Linked DNA regions of Homo sapiens: region 1 is linked to region 2. Evidence: chromatin contacts called from ENCODE Hi-C data. All regions are on one chromosome and are shown on one strand. The core of a region is the stretch at or near the end of the contact, and the rest is flanking DNA. Distances in the headings are between cores, read along the strand shown. Region 1 has its middle 200 kb from the start of RRAGB. Region 2 holds the start of VCF2 (VCP nuclear cofactor family member 2).

Region 1 (2,700 bases), core at 24-2,523, 760 kb after region 2:
GAATACTTGTTGAGGGAATAAGTCAATCAATGAGTTTGGGGAAATTATCTACCTATCTTGAGACTTTCTGGCAGATTATACATCATTTTTCATGTTCCTGGTCAACTATATGTAGATCATGCATATAGGTACCCAGACAGAGATATACATGCTCATTCAGAAATTGCCATCCAATCCTGATACATGCAAACTCATAAAGATATATCTCCACACAAATGAATACTTGGCATATTTGTTTTCTGATGCTGTAAAATGTACCACAAAATGGGTGCCTTAAAACAGCAGAAATTTATTCTCTCACAGTTCTTGAGGCTAGAAATCTGAAATAAAAAATAAAAGTATTGGCAAGGCCATGCTCCATCGAAAACCTCTAGAAAGAATCCTTCCTGGTCTCTTTCAGCTTCTGGTAAGTCCAGATATTCCTTGGCTTGTGGCAGTATAACTCTAATTTCTGTCTCTCTCTTCACATGGCTATGTCTGTGTGTATATGAGCGTGTCCGTGTGTGTGTGTGTGTGTGTGTCTTCACTTGTCACTTTCCTCTTCTTTATAAGGACACCAGTCATAATGAATTAGGGCCACCTTAATGATTTCATCTTGATTACATTTGCAAAGACTTTATTTTCAAATAATGTCACATTCACAAGTACTGATGGCTAGGACTTCAACATATCATTTTAAAGGTCACATTACCACCCAAAATGGTCTTCCTTTGGCCCTCCAAAATTTATGCCCTTCCCATGGGCAAAACACATTCACTCTATCACAACATCTCCAAAAGTTCTAACCCATTCCGGCATCAATTCTAAGTCTTAAAAATCTCACCTAAATTTAATCAACTCAAAGAGTCCCAAAACTCATCTTCTACTTCATCTGCGTAAGGAAGGATGAGACTCAGGGTGTGGTCCATCCTGGGGCAAAATTTCTCTCTTCTGTGGACCTGTGAAACCTAGAAAAAAAGTTAGCTGCTCCCAAAATACAATGGAGTTTTCAGATTAAGAGGGTGGATAGAAGGCATGACTAGCTTGCAGCTCCTGGTCAGACTGATAGAGCAGTGTGTGGAGACTCACTTCGTGAACTTTTGCTCCCAAGAACTACCACAGGAACACACCAGGAAAGCCAAGAAAATCCAGAGATCCTTTGAAGGAACTGGATTACCGCTGCAAACTCCTGAGACACTGAAAAACTGTGAGCCTGCTTGCTCTCTCAACAGGGAGGTTCGTGGTCTGGGGCGAGTTCTCAGCCCTGGTCACCGGCTGCCTCGAAATAGACTCAGTGATGTTGGCGGGGGCATGGGGGAAGTGAAACCCGCTTTTAGGATTGCAGGCTGTGTGAGAGCTGGGTGAGGCCTGTGACTGCCAGGTGTCCCGCACTTCCCTGGCTACCTGTATGACTCAGCAGAAGCAGCCATAATCCCCCGGGAATATAACACCATTAGACAGGGAACCACACCCCAGCCCCTACAGCAGCCACAGCAAGCCCGGCCCAAGGATAGGCTGAGCTCAGACATGCCTATCTCTGCCCCCACCTGGTGGTCTTTCTCTACCTGCTAGCTGAAGGCAAAGGTCATAATATTTTGGGAGCTCTGTGGCCCTGCCTGCTGCCTGAGAAACCTGAATACTTAACCAGGTGTCTCTAGGGCAAGTTTGCCTCCTCCCTATAGGACTGCAGCTATTGCACTCTTGAAAGCACCACTTCCTGGCTGGAGGCCAACCAACACAAAACCAGCCCACTAAACAAAAACACAACCAAGGACCTGCACCAAGTCCACTTCACTTCCCTGCTACCTCCACCAGAGCAGATGCTGGTATCCACGGCTACAAGACCTGAAGATGAATCATATCACAGGAGTCTTTGCAGAAACTCCCCAGTACCAGCTCAGAGCATGGTAGCTCCCCCGGGTGGCTAGACCTAGAAGAGCAAAAACAATTACTACAGTTCCTCTGTACTGTAGGAAGCCCCATTCCTAGGGGAAGGGGGAAAACACCACATCAAGGGAGCACCCCGTGGGACAAAATAATCTGATCAACAGCCCTTGAATTCCAGATCTTCCCTCTGACATGGTCTACCCAAATGAGAAGGATACAAAAAAAACAATTCTGGTAATATGACAAAACAAGGATCTTTAACATACCCAAAATATCCTGCCAGCTCACCAGCAATGGATCCAAACCATGACGAAATCTTTGAACTGCGAGAAAAAGAATTCAGAATGTCTGTCATTAAGCTAATCAAGGAGGCAATAGAAAAAGGTGAAGTCCAACTTAAGTAAATCAAAAACATGATACAGGATAGGAAAGGAAAATTCTTCAGTGAAATACATAGCATAAATAAAAAACAATCACAGCTTCTGGAAATCAAGGACACACTTAGAGAAATGCAAAATGCAGTGGAAAATCTCAGCAATAAAATCAAACAAGCAGAAAGAACTTCAGAGCTCGAAGACAAGACTTTTGAATTAACCCAGTCCATCAAAGACAAAGAAAAAAGAATTTTAAAAAATGAACAAAGCCTCCAAGAAGTTTGGGACTATGTTAAATATCCAAACCTAAGAATAATTGGTGTTCCTGATGATGAAGAGAAATATAAAAGTTTGAAAAACATATTTGAGGGAATAATCAAAGAAAACTTACTCGGCCATGCTAGACATCTAAACTTAAAAGTAAAACCCCAAACTATAAAATTCCTAGTAGAAGAGAATC
Region 2 (2,700 bases), core at 68-2,567:
AAGTAATCAGATTGCAGCGTTTGACATAGTTTTCACAGCACTCTATTATTAACCAGACATTTGCTTAGAGACTTACTTTTGAGTTTTTGGTACTCCTAAGAATGGCTGAGTTTACTCATTTTTATAATTTCATTACTCTTTAATCAATTCTCATCTCTAGGAGACTGAGTACTAGGAGACTCTAGGAGACTGAGTACTGAGTACAAAATGCCAAATAAAAAATCACGTAGAAAACTGCTCCTATATTACACTCCATTATGAAATGATTGATTATATATAAAGAAAAAATGACCGGGTGTAAATATTATTTTATTTCACAATGTTTATTGAGCATCCACTAAGTGCTAGGCACTCCTCCAGGTGCCAGGATAAAAGAGTGAAACAAACACATGCCACAGCTCTGCCTTCATTAGGGAGCATGGTGATGTTTGTCTTTGATCATGGTATTTTGAGTATTTGAGTATTTTGCGCTCAAGTTTTACTGAAACTTTCAACAGCTTACAATACGTTTGCATTGTTTTTAAAACAGAGTAATACTATGAAAATGATTTTTCAAAGTGTGAAGCTGAGTTTAAAAAGCGGAATGTTCATGAAACAATGTTAATCTCATTTTTTAAAATGCAACTTTACGAATGAAAAACATCTAAGGAAATTTATCACAGAATATGATTAATGGTCACGGCTGGGTGATCGGACTGTGGATAAGATTGGTTTCCTTTATTACGCTTTAACAGTCTAACCAAGTTTTCTACCATGAGATTCAGAGACGTTTGTAATGAAAGAATACATTGATAAAGGTCCATAGAACCCCAGTAACACGTGGAGAAAGATGACAAAACCAATCAGAGAAACAGAAATACCAGTTGCTAGGGTACCTAGCAGCCTCACCGAGGAAATGCCAATTTGAAAAACAGAATGCTATTGTCCACTGACTGAGTTTTCGCGAGGGACCACATCCCCACCTCACCCCCGCCTCCAGGGCTTGTAAGGCACTGACAACCAAAGAACCAGCATGTTCTTTCGGAGAAGGCTTCGCGGGATTTTTTTTCAAGCACGAAGGGCGGGGCACGAGGCAAGCAGGGCCGCGCCACCGGCCAACACTGTCACCTGCAGGTCATGAGAGCCGAGCGCCACCAACCCCGGAAGAAAATACATATCCGCTGCGTTTCCGCCCTGAGCCCCGAGATCTTGGCTGAGAAAGCAAAGCGTGATGACCGTGGGGACCAGAGCTCGGACTGGTACCGGCCGGAAAGGCCCCGACGAACTTACCGTACAGGGCAGCCTCCCATAGTCCTGCCCTCGGAACCATAGCAACCGCGCAGGAAGTTCCTGCGCCGCCGGAAAAACGCAGCCCGGAGGGCGGGGCTGGCCAAGGATTGACGGGCTCTGGGCCTGCGCATCGGAGCCCGGGGAGGTCGGCTCCTGTTTCCTCTGGGTCCGCCGCAGGCTCCCTTCCCTGCAGTTGGGAGCTGACGCCTGAGGGACGATCCGCTGAGGGTCAGGCTCTGCTGCGCGACTGCCCGAGCCGCCCCATGTTCGAGACCTGTGCCAATCCCATGGACATTCTCCTCCCACCCAGCCAGCCTCTGAACACGCTTCTCACGTGGCACACGCCCTGTCCTCGCAGCCCTCACACCGCTGATCCTCCTCGGCGACCTCAGCGCCCCCGGGGCTGACCAGGCCGTGGCCGGCGCCTCTCCGTCCTCGGGGGGGTCTCCTTCCCCCCACTTAAGTCTCTTCTGCCCGCGGTCATGCCCTGGGCCTCAGGAAAGACCGCGCCCCTCCACGATGTCCATTTCTTGCATCCCCCATTCTCATAACGGGCAGCACCCGATCGTGTCCTAACAGCTACCTCTTCCAGTGCCCCAGCATCCACAGCCTTTAGCCTCAAGGAGGCCTCCTCTCCACTAACCACAACCGCGTTCCTCACCATTCACCTTCCTTAGCCAGCTTACCCAAAGCTATTAACTCTCTCCTCCCTACTCTCCTGGCAGTCCCCCCGCCGCCAAGTAGACAAACAATGTACACCCTCCACAAGTGTACCTTCTCTGTCTAGTCTACTTACAAGATCCCTCCACAAGCACCAGCACCCAATTTTCTCATGATATTCACTGATATTCCCTTGAGAAAATAGAAGCAATCAGAGAAGAATTCACACCACTTCCCAACAGCAGTAGACCTGCACTTATAATCTTGGCTGCTTCCCTGGAGGAAGAGACAGGATCCTACTTGAGACCAGGCCCTTCACCTGGATCCTATGCCTTCCACCTTCTTAAGGGATCATCCTTTGCAGTTATGCTTTCTCCTGAATTATCATGTTCCTCTATCTGTATTTATTATCTAAAAAGTTGGCAAAGGGAGTGCTAGAGTTTAGGCTGATCCTGGTTCTTGCTGTTAAGTAGGTGATCTCACAGGGGGCTGCATTCCCTGAGGATGGAAGGGAAGATGTGGAAAGTGGCTGATTCAAGAACTAAAGATCATGCCATAAAGGAAGCCTAACCCAGCTAGGGGCTAGGTGACCCTGCAGCCGAGGCTGTGGAGTAGACAGCCCTGGACAGGGGACTTTTAGACTGCCATGTTTGTCGCTGCATTGTGCAATTTTAACAAGAATCCTGCTAAGTCAGTTTAGTTAGAATTTCCCATCATCAATATCTCAGTTAGGTTCCTCATCCCCCAGGTGATGTCTAGTCACCCTGGCCC

The links. Hi-C counts contacts between places; a loop is a spot of excess contacts on that map. Pooled maps may share reads with other maps.
Region 1: a loop to region 2 is called in a pooled map, with 15 times the contacts of the local background. The contact joins the enhancer-like site here to the promoter of VCF2 in region 2. A Hi-C loop is called at or near these places in 2 of 168 maps with a recorded cell type or tissue (CD4-positive, alpha-beta memory T cell and naive thymus-derived CD4-positive, alpha-beta T cell), 16 of 37 single-sample maps with no recorded cell type and 12 of 50 pooled maps.

Annotation. Positions count from the first base shown.
Region 1 is chrX:55,918,243-55,920,942 of GRCh38, forward strand. It overlaps a transcript of KLF8 not described here. Among named protein-coding and RNA genes, the nearest start is that of RRAGB, 200 kb to the left of the region's middle. RefSeq lists enhancers at 749-1,948, 1,400-1,649. Within about 2 kb of position 1,274, at least 2 of the 41 ENCODE cell types and tissues checked have a DNase peak (open chromatin) inside an H3K27ac peak, as active enhancers do.
Region 2 is chrX:55,159,868-55,162,567 of GRCh38, forward strand. VCF2 (VCP nuclear cofactor family member 2) reads right to left here and starts at 1,318. Exons shown (of 3, transcript NM_001166701.4): 1 at 1,270-1,318. The coding sequence starts at 1,289. RefSeq lists enhancers at 981-1,280, 1,106-1,606, 1,607-2,107.